2 separate regions of the Homo sapiens genome follow, and region 2 is linked to region 1. Evidence: chromatin contacts called from ENCODE Hi-C or POLR2A ChIA-PET data. All regions are on one chromosome and are shown on one strand. Each heading gives the region's core, a stretch centred on a gene start or an enhancer-like site at or near the end of the contact. The rest is flanking DNA. Distances are from core to core; before and after follow the strand shown. Region 1 overlaps CAMK1D (calcium/calmodulin dependent protein kinase ID). Region 2 overlaps CAMK1D (calcium/calmodulin dependent protein kinase ID).

Region 1 (5,480 bases), core at 2,076-4,575:
ATGAGCCAGGCATGGTGGCAGGCGCCTGTAATCCCAGCTACTCAGGAGGCTGAGGCAAGAGAATCACTTGAACCCAGGAGGCAGAGGTTGCAGTGAGCCGAGATTATGCCACTGCACTCCAGCCTGGGCGACAGACTGAGACTCTGTCTCAAAAAAGAAAAAAAAAAAAATTATATTAACCCACATATTTCCCAAAGAGAGCTCAGACTCTCAAACACTTCCATAAGCCCAAATCCTGCTTTCCATTTCTCTACAAGCTCTTTTTTGGAGGGGAGAGCTCTAGGCCTCTTGCATTTGGCCAGGTGTTCAGGGGGCATGCTGCAGCTTGGAATCCAGCAGTCATTCGTATCCAGGCATCGCATCCCCTCGTAAGACCTGTTCTCAGGTGGCAATGCCCCAGGCATGGGCCGCCTGCAATCAGAGCTAGTGAGTTCATTTCTGATCACTGTGTAATTATCCCATTACCAACACACGCTGAAAATCAAGAATAACCGGAGAAAGGCAAGACTCCCTTCTTTGTTCCTCCTGTTACACACGACTAAAATCCGGACTATAGTCGTCACCACCAGACTTGTTTGCCCCTCAACACCTGCTAGCAGTTGAATCAAGGAGGATTTTCACACCGTATAACCACCAAATAGCAATGAAAAAATCACTCCTGAATACCTGCCCCCAAGGGAATAGAATAAAAACCACAAGGGCATGATCAGGAGCTATCAAAAAGTGTCCCAAGACTGGGCACAGTGGCTCACACCTGTAATCCCAGCACTTTGGAAGGCCAAGGCGGGCGGATCACCTGAGATCGGGAGTTCAAGACCAGCCTGACGAACATGGTGAAACCCCATCTCTACTAAAAATTAGCCAGGCATGGTGGTGGGCACCTGTAATCCCAGCTACTCGGGAGGCTGAGGCGGGATAATCGCCTGAACCCAGGAGGCGAAGGCTGCAGTGAGCCAAGATCAAGCCATTGCACTCCAGCCTGGGTGACAGAGCAAGACTCTGTCTCAAAAAAATAAGAGTCCCAAATACCTGCCCCCAAGCGAATAGAAAAAAAACCACAAAGGCATGATCAGGAACTATCAAAAAGAGTCCTGGGTAACCAGCCTGGCCAACCTTGCAAAACCCCACCTCTACTAAAAATATAAAAATTAGCCAGGCATGGTGATGCACACCTGTAGACCCAGCTACTTGGGAGGCTGAGGCAGAAGAATCGCTTGAACCCAGGAGGCAGAGGTCGTAGTGAGTCCAGATTGCACCACTGCACTCCAGCCTGGGCAACAGAGCAAGACCTTGTCTCAAAAAAAAAAAAAAAAAAAAAAAAAAAAAAAAGAATCCTGGATAAATGGCCCAGCATGACCAAGGGAGACAGTGGAATACGGCAAGAGCCACACTGAAACAGCAGCTATGGTTTGATCATTCTGGCTGGACTCAGCTATACTGCGGCTAGGGAACATCTGGGTTTGAAGCTCCGGGACATCATCGGGCAAAGCACACTGGGCTTGTCCTGCCCACACACACTGTGACCGCCGGTATTAACCGTAGAAACTAGATGCTTTATTCATAGGATTTTTCTCTGCACAGTAAAGCTCTCAGAGCAAAACACAGGCTGATCTGAGCTTGAGAGAAAGGGATTCCTATCCTAGGATGTGAACATGGGAAGGAGACCAGGCCCAGGTACCTGAAGCTTACACCCGCCTAGTCTTAGATTTCTTGATGGATTCTGGGCTTGCCTTCACCTCAACACCACGCCATTCAGCCTGTCCCGTCTCCTAAAGTGTAGAAGGCTGGAGATTATATGATACAGCCTGCAAGACTCTGAGTGGTGCTGTTCAAACCAGCAAGAAGGACTTCTCTGGCATGAGGGAAAGCAATACACCTGTCTCTCTCCCAGATAAAAGGAAGAGGCGAGCTCACAGAACAGACGTGGCAGGAGCTCCACCTGCAGCAGCCAACCTCCCCCTTGTCTGAGTACTGGAGCCCTCAGTTGTCCCAGATACCAACGTGAGCCCAGGGGAAAGATGACAGCCCTCTAAAAATGCAAGAAAACACATCGAACATTTCATTTTATAGGAGAGAAGTGGAGTCATTCTCAGGCAGGTTAGTAACTTGGCACTGGTCTTCATGGCCCTGATGTAATATACTTCGTTTTCTCCTGAAACCCCTGAAACCTTCCTGGATTATCCAACAGCTCTTAGCAAGACAGAGGCTGTTAGAAATATGCAGAATCCCTAAGTAGTTTGGGGGCACATTCCATTTTTCTAGACAATTAAAAAAAAAAGAGTATATTTGACTAAGGTGTCCACCAAAAAGTCCCAAACAAATCAATAAGGGTTAATTAGTAAACCTCAGTTACCTCAAGATCTTACTAAGCCATAAAATCCACTGCCAATAATGCCTTGTTGGAGTTATGAAAACAAAACAAAATAATTCATAAAGTAGTAAGAACTATTAAAGTAAAATCATTAAAGTTCATTCATTTGAAGTGGACCATCAAGGGTAATATGAAAAGGACTACTACTACTACATCAGCTGCCACCAGCTCTATCACTAAAATACCGTATTTTTTAAAGTTACATAGACATGGGCCAGGCGTGGTGGCTCACGCCTCTAATCCCAGCACTTTGGGAGGCCGAGACGGACAGATCACAAGGTCAGGAGTTCAAGACCAACCTGGTCAACAAGATGAAACCCTGTCTCTACTAAAAATATAAAAATTAGCTGGGCGTGGTGACAGGCACCTGTAGTCCCAGCTACTCGGGAGGCTGAGGCAGGAGAATGGCGTGAACCCGGGAGGCGGAGCTTGCAGTGAGCCGAGAGCTCGACACTGTGCTTCAGCCTGGGCGACAGAGCAAGACTCTGTCTCAAGAGAAAAAAAAAAAAAAGTTACATAGATGTCATTTTTCACTAAGGCTGAAAAAAGTATTCTATCTAATTATTCACTGCTTACTAAAAATTCTAAAAAACTCAACTTAGTTTATTAAATCACTATGACAACAGGATCCACCCAGAGTCATGTTTCTGGTGGAAAAGCTACTGTGGTAACCACTTATTTACAAAAGAAAACCTAACGAGAAAACCCAACATATACAAAGTCCTAAGAAGCTGAAAAAACAGTTTTTCTAATCTCAGTATTTTCTGCAACCTAGAAGTTAACAAGAACTCTATTTTTGCGTGTGTGTGTGTGTGTGTGTGTGTGTGTGCATTTTCTCTTCTGATCTAAGACTGAATCACTTTCTGGCTTCATTCAGAATCCACTGAGGCCCGGTGGGGAGTGAGGTGTGCAATTTTATGCACTAAGAAAACCACAGCGGTGACTCATGTCTAATATGTGCCCTGCATGTTGTCAAGAAAGGCTGTGGAAAAGTCAGGAAACAGGACTTGGCTCTGGTTATCGCGTGTATTTCCCCATTTTTCATAGTAACTTGGAAAATGTTGCTACCCAACATTGGAAAATGTTACTGCGCAGTGTTCACAGGTGTCGGGATAACCCAGTTCTATTCTGGGAACTTTGAGTTCCGTGGCCCCAGGCTCCCAACCTCACCTCCTTGAGTTTGGTTTTCTCACTCTTGCCTTTTATTTATTTTTTTTTTCATAGGGGCAGAAAGTAGGGGTGAGTATTCATGAGATCATGGCTGTTGAGTTTTGAGGAAAATATATGGTAAAGTCATTATAGCTTATAAAATCTCCCGTCCCTGGGGTTTTAAAAGGCAGGAGGGAATGCCATTCATTTGAGATGATGAAGTTTGAAACGGATGACCTCTCAGACACCTTTCCGAATGTGAGGTCCAAAAGAGACAGGGAAGTTCATTCAATAGGGAAAGTCAAGCACCAATGTTGAAACAGGCAGCTGCTCTTAAGTGTTCTGTGAGCAACGGCTTCGGACACACCACGCCCGCGACTGAGGCCTTCCACCTATGGCCACTCTCGGCTGAGGCCTTCCATCTATGGCCACTCTGCAGGACATCCCTCGGCAGGGGTGGACGGTCACTCCCCATCTCCCACCACGTGGGGGTCTGCAACTCCCAGACACACCCAGCAATTGGAACCTTTGCTCAACTGACTGATCAAGTCTTTTCTAGTAATACCTTCATTCGTTTTAATACTTTTTAAAAGGTTTCATTTTGGACTAGCAAATCAGAAAAAAAATTTAATGCTGATCACTGGCAAGGATGTGATAAGAAGGTCATGCTCACACATTGCTAGTTGGAGTGCAATACATAACTTTTTTTAAAATAAGAGAGAGTCTTGCTCTGTCACCCAAGCTGGAATGCAGTGCATGATCCTAGCTCACTGCAGCCTCAAACTCCTAGGTTCAAGCAATCCTCCCACCTCAGCCTCCCCAGTAGCTAGGACTACAGGCATATGCCACGGTGCCCAGCTAATTCTTTAAAATTTTTTGTAGAAATGAGGATGTGGCTATGTTGCCCAGACTGCTCTTGAACTCCTGGCCTCAAGTGACCCTCCCATCTCAGCCTCCCAAAGTGCTGGGATTACATGCATGAGCCAGATGCCCAGCCCATCTCCATCTCTAATCAGTCAACAGCTGGCCAAGCTTTCTTCTTTCACAAGGCATGGCCGCGTTGCAATCATATGTTTTGATGGCATGTTCTCTGCCTCATCTGACCTGCTGGACTGAGGCCTACCAAGTAATTCATTCTCCTCCCACACCCTGGGGATCCATATTCATTCTTGCTTACTGCATCATCTGGCAGGGCGAGGGCTTCTTTTAAAGAGCATCGAGGCCAGGCGTGGTGGCTCACTCTTGTGAGCACTTTGGGAGGCCAAGGCGGGCCTCTTGAGGCCTTGAGGTCAGGAGTTCGAGACCAGCCTGGCCAACATAGTGAAACCTCGTCTCTACTAAAAATACAAAAATTAGCCGGGTGTGGTGGCAGGCGCCTGTAATCCCAGCTATTCGGGAGGCTGAGGCAGGAGAATCACCTGAACCCAGGAGGCGGAGGTTGCAGTGAGCCAAGATCATGCCACTGCACTCCAGCCTGGGTGACAGAGTGAGGCTCCATCTCAAAAAAAAAAAAGGCAAAAAATAATTATTACTGTTATAAAGAGCATAGAGATGCCCACTACCCATTGGCCTTCCACATAAGAGTGTAGCCACTCCATCGCAGGACCTCCGTGTTCCTTGCTTACACAGCTCCCCAGATGGCCAGCCTCGGGCCTCCCCCAGCCCTCATTTCTGAAGGAGCCAGGAGGTAGAGGAAACACTAGGAGGCTTGGAACTCAACTGTGGCTGAACCCCAGTTCCCAGGCCAACAGCCCAGGGCCAAGCCATCTCCCCACCCCAGCCGGAGCCCCAGAGGCTGCCCTCTGCAGAACCCTGAGCAATTCCCCTGGCTGGATGCCACCTAAACAACTCCTGGTTACCTCTTGCTCTGTAAGGGATCCCGCCTCTGTTTTCTTTCTCTCGAACCTGTTTTCTCTGGCACAGCAGTATCCCCAAAATTCCTTGCTCTCTTCAAAACATG
Region 2 (5,480 bases), core at 1,109-3,608, 180 kb before region 1:
GAAAAATGCAGAAAAGAGAAAAAAAATTACCAGGTCTAAAAAAAAAATGTGGGTGGGAAAGGGGGACTGGAGGCCAGGAGGAGTAGACACTAGTGATCAGAAGCAGAGTGAACACAGTGTCTCCAGAGGAACCTACCAGTTTAAATTCTAGACCCCACCATGGGATTTCGGCATCCAAATCTTTGAGGGTAGGGACCCAGAAACCATGATTTCAGACAAGCTCCTCTACTGCTCCCTAAGTTTCAATACCTCTCATCTACAGGTTTCAGATGGACTCTACCTAGAAATCGGTACCTAGGAGTAGCTCAAACTAAGAGATTTGGAGTGTTAAAAATATTTAACTGGGAGGCCACTAGGCTGAGATGGCTCCAGCACCTTGGGTTCCTAGGTAAGCCAAATGAAGCCCAATGTAAACTGTAAAGTGAAATGTAAGCCTAACCAATCAGAAACTGCCAACTAACCTCTAACTGGGGACCTCCCACCAGATCACACCCAAATAAGGCAAACCGCTAGCTGGAGCCAATCAAATAAATGCTTTACTTTGCTTCCAAGTTCAGCCTATAGAAGCCCACTGCTCATGCTGCCAAAGCCTAGATCTCTGAACCTCTTCTGTTTGTGAGGGCTGCCCAACTCATGAATCCTTTAATGCTCAAAGAAATTCTACTACATTTATTTTGTCGACAGTTTCTCTTTTAAAGGGGGATAAACTCAACCCCTCCTCCAAATGCCCACACTCTCCTCACTTCCTGCTTTCCCTTCTTGGGTCTTCCTGGGCTATGTCCCTTTTTAGGACTGAAGAGCTCTCTCATCTCCACCCCTTTTAGGGTGTCTTACTGCTTGCCAGAAGACAAAACCCTAACAACTCCTTTCCCAGACTCCCCTGCAGCTGGGTTCCATGTGTGGCCTGACTCTCCCCCAAGCAGAGACTTAGCCCTGGAAAGGAGGGAAGGCAGAAGCTGCTACTCATAGTAGGAAGCGATGAGATGCATTCAGAGTTGGCTACACAGCTTTCACAGCCCAGTGCAATACAAAAATGCCAGGCACCTTGTTCAAAAATCAGGAGGAAATACTTTCCCCTTTCTTCTGTGGTCTCTTTATTGACCTGTCATGGTATTTTTAAAATTTGCTATCTAATGTCACGCTTCCTCAGGTGGCAGTGGTCTCTGGGTGGGACCAGAAAGTGGGCAGCTGAACACTCACCCTGGAAACATGGTCAAGGGGTAGGGGACAGAACGGGCTATGGACAGAAGACGCATGGCCCAGAGCACGCACGTTGGACTTGACTTACAAAACGCAAATGCAAAGATACAATCAAGACATTCAAGATGGGCCTGGATCAATCACCCCACCTCAGATGCAAAGGTCCCAGGGACCAGGCCCAAGTTCATGAGCCTAGAATCGGGGGAAGGTGTATTCCACAAGCCAGCAGCATTTTAGTGACTGCCCACATTCTGATAATTCCTCAAGTTCCTAGCTTTAGCAAAAGAAGAATCTCTCCTAAAACCATCCTTTTTTTTTTTTTTTTTTTTTTCAGATGGAGTTTCACTCTTGTTGCCCAGGCCAGAGTGCAATGGTGTGATCTCGGCTCATTGCAACCTCCACCTCCCAGGTGCAAGCGATTCTCCTGCCTCAGCCTCCAGAGTAGCTGGGATTGAAGGCACATGCCACCATGCCTGGCTAATTTTTGTATTTTTAGTAGAGACGGAGTTTCACCATGTTGGCCAGGATGGTATTGAACTCCTGACCTCAGATGATCTGCCCTCTTCAGCCTCCCATAGTGTTGGGATTACAGGCATGAGGCACCACACCTGGTCTCCCCCAGATCACCTTGAAGATCATGCCTGGAACCTCAGCATGGAGTGAGTCTCCTTCCCCGCCTTTCATTGTCAGTGTCAGCACTTGAAATTCTCATCACCCTGTGCTTAAACCAGCTGGAATCATTTCTGCTTTCCGCAAGTGGATCCTGACCTATATAGTCAATTCCTTCCTGCAGCCTGGGCCTGGCTGCAATATGGCTGCCCCACCTACGTCAACCACTTCCTGGGACTTGAACACCGCATGAGGCCGAGCAGATGAGAACCACACGTTCAACCTCCTGGAAACAGTTTCCTGATTTTGTTTTTGTTTATTACCAGAAAAGGAAGTGTCTGAAAACTATGTATTTTCCAGCAGACAAACTGCCTGTAACCTAAACTAGCCTTTAACTTTCCAACCATGGGAAATGTTTCTATATCTGACAGAAACGCTTGAGTTCACTGACTCCCTGAAAGTTTACAGCAGGAAATGAGAAGGGACAGAAACGTAGAGCCCATTGTCATTGGCCCACTTGGTGGGTGGTTCCACATTCTGTCTGACTCTTGGCTGTGGTGGAGGCCGAGTGCTGACAGCCTCAACTGTAAGGCATTCAAAAAGCAAGAAAAATACAAGTGAAATTAACCCATCCCAAAATGTCACTTTGAAATTAGCTGCCTATAAAAACAAGGATCACACCTATAGGCTTAAACGTGGTTGAACAAAACAAACTTGTTTTGTATAAAAGAAATTACCACATCTTGAGATGCTTGGGGTAGGGTTGCTAGGTGGTGCCTGTTATTTTTTCTTGCCCCAAATCACAGCAATGAGAATTTGACATGTCCACTGTTCCTCCCTGTAATGTGGATGTTATCATGCTCTTAAGCTGAGCTCACCTCTTATAATGACAGAACTTCACTCCCATGATTGTGTTATTAGAGTGCAATGGCACGATCTCGGCTCACTGCAACCTCAGCCTCCAAGGCTCAAGTGATTCTCCTGCCTCAGCCTCCCAAGTAGCTGGGATTACAGGCATGTGCCACCACGCCAGGCTAATTTTTTGTATTTAGTAGAGATGGGGTTTCACCACGTTGGTCAGGCTGGTCTCGAACTCCTGACCTCAAGTGATCCACCCACCTCGGCCTCCCAAAGTGCTGAGATTACAGGCGTGAGCCACCGCGCCTGGCCATGTTTTAATGAGAGAAGAAGGCAACGCAACTTCCAATCCAGCACAAAAACTGCCTGACCAAGGGCAGACATTACAAGTTGAGTGGCCCAAGCTTGGGAGGACAGGTAAGTCCAGAAGGAGCTAGATTTAGGAGAGAGGGGAGGAAGGATAAAGGCCACAGGCCACGGGGGATGGTATTTTGTTTATTCACAATTTATTAATTAAAAAAAAATTCCAATAGCTTTTGGGGTACAAGTGGTTTTTGGTTAAAGGGATGAAGTTTATAGTGGTGAATTCTGATTTTTGTTTGTTTGTTTGTTTTTTGAGACGGAGTTTCGCTCTTGTTGCCCAGGCTGGAGTGCAATGGCACAATCTTGGCTCATCGCAACCTCCGCCTCCCGGGTTCAAGTGATTCTCCTGCCTCAGCCTCCAGAGTAGCTGGGATTACAGGTGCCCACCACCATGCCTGGCTAATTTTTGTATTTTCGGTAAAGACAGGGTTTCACCATGTTGACCAGGCTGGTGTTGAACTCCTGACCTCAAGTGATCCACCCGCCTTGGCCTCCCGAAGTGCTGGGATTACAGGCATGAGTCAGCGCAGACAGCCTTGGGTCTTACCTTTAAGAAGCTTCAGTCCAGAGGGAGATTGATCATCATGTAATCATACTGTGCAGAAAAAGTAAAGAGTGCCCTAAAACGGGTTCGTTAAACTACAACTGGCCCACCACCTGTTTTTGTAAATAAAGTTTTACTGGAACTCAGCCCACACATTCATTTACATATCATCTATGGCTGCTTTTAGACTACATCAGACTTGAGTAGTTGCCTATATGGCCTGCAAAGTCTAAAACATTTACTACTGGACCCCTTATAGAAAACATTCACTGACCCCTGGTCTGAAAGAGGAAAATAGGAACCCTAATTTGGACTAGAGTTTAGGAAGACTTCCCTGAGAAAGTGACATTTAAGAGGTATGTGAAAGATGAAGAGGAGGGAGCCAGGCAGAAAGGAGAGAACAAGAGAGATTTTAAGCAGAGGACTCTTAGAAAGGAGACTGGCATATTAAAGCATTCTAAGGACTAAGGCAAACATGACTAAGAGAAAGTAGCTGTTACAGGATTTCTGCCTAATAATGAGTAGTATTACTATTAGTAGCCACGGGAGAAATAGTAGCAGTAGGCTGGCATTGAACAATTACTACGGACCAGGCTGTGTTTGGAGCACTTCAGATACATTAATTCTTTTATACCAAAGAGACTTGTGATTTCAGTATGTTTGGAAATAAGGGGCATGAAACTGCATCTGCAGAGCCTTCACATAAAACTGAGAAAACGTCAGTTGGACACATCAGAGAATGGGGGGTTGGGTGGGCTGACAGACACTTGGGGATGCCTAAATCCCTGTCGCCTACCCCTCTAAATACCACGCTGGCCATGTCATTTCTTACTGACACATAAAACAGTCTCTAAAACAAGACAATGTCATCACTTTAATTAAAGTTCATTATTGATGTTTAAAAGAAAAATACTCTTGGCTGGCAAATAATGAACCTTAGTTGTGATTTCAGACTTTCTATCTATATTGAGAAATACTGGAAAACAAGAAGAATCCTCATCTTCAAAATAAGAAAGAAGAATGGATTCCGGAAAGGAGAAAGATAGAGGGTGCCTGACATCTTCCTCCTTGGGAGATCGCAGGGAGATGATGAAATGAAAGTTGTACAAGCATTTAGAAAACACTAAAGTGTGGACTTCAAGCCGGCCCAACCTTCTCTCCTGTCTTAAGTGACCAGGTCTGGAGAATGCCACCAACAGAGTGCATGTCAATTTCAGCCAAGCAATCAACGGGGGCGTTTTCATATTTCCTTTTGAAATAAGAAAAGACAAATTGGCTTTTTTAAGGAAAAAAACAGAAAACAAAAACAGCTGAGCGTGGTGGCTCACGCCTGTAATCCTAGCACTTTGGGAGGCCGAGGGGGTGGATCACAAGGTCAGGAGTTCAAGACCATCCTGGCCAACATAGTGAAACCCTGTCTCTACTAAAAATACAAAAAATTAGCTGGGCGTGGTGGCATGTGCCTGTATTCCCAGCTACTTGGGAGGCTGAGGCAGGAGAATCACTAGAACCCAGGAGGCGGAGGTTGCAGTGAGCCGAGATCGCGCCATTGCACTCCAGCCTGGGGGACAGGGCGAGACTCCGTCTCAAAAAACAAACCAACCAACCAACCCTATTATGTAGATTTAGAGCTGCCTACGTGAACAGAAACAGAGAGAACAGTCAAGTGAGCAGGGCCGGGCTTCTTCCTGGGTCTTTCCCTACGTGGAAATACATGAAGCCCACCAAAATGAGAAAAGCCGAAGCTATTTATTCAGAGCTTGCTATAATAAGAAGTCAGCCACTGTCACCTGTGTTTGGTAGAAACTCAAAGGCAGGCAGAGAAGTGTGACACTTTTTAGTGGAAGAAGGGAAAGCTCTGGGTGGCAGCTGTTGGCAGGTGCCGTAGGGGGATAACAAAAGCAGC

Evidence for each region. Hi-C counts contacts between places; a loop is a spot of excess contacts on that map. ChIA-PET counts read pairs that join two places held with the same protein, here RNA polymerase II (POLR2A). Pooled maps may share reads with other maps.
Region 2: a pooled map shows a loop between it and region 1 (2.2-fold over the local background). The contact joins two enhancer-like sites. A Hi-C loop is called at or near these places in 3 of 50 pooled maps. POLR2A ChIA-PET finds 5 or more read pairs at or near these places in 5 of 52 experiments (CD8-positive, alpha-beta memory T cell, GM12878, HEK293T and 2 more).

What each region holds. Positions count from the first base shown.
Region 1 is chr10:12,417,361-12,422,840 of GRCh38, reverse strand. All of the region lies in intron 1 of CAMK1D (calcium/calmodulin dependent protein kinase ID), which reads right to left. Among named protein-coding and RNA genes, the nearest start is that of CAMK1D, 71 kb to the right of the region's middle. Within about 2 kb of position 3,325, at least 9 of the 41 ENCODE cell types and tissues checked have a DNase peak (open chromatin) inside an H3K27ac peak, as active enhancers do.
Region 2 is chr10:12,591,394-12,596,873 of GRCh38, reverse strand. The region is part of intron 2 of CAMK1D (calcium/calmodulin dependent protein kinase ID); the gene reads right to left. Among named protein-coding and RNA genes, the nearest start is that of MIR4480, 15 kb to the right of the region's middle. Within about 2 kb of position 2,358, at least 4 of the 41 ENCODE cell types and tissues checked have a DNase peak (open chromatin) inside an H3K27ac peak, as active enhancers do.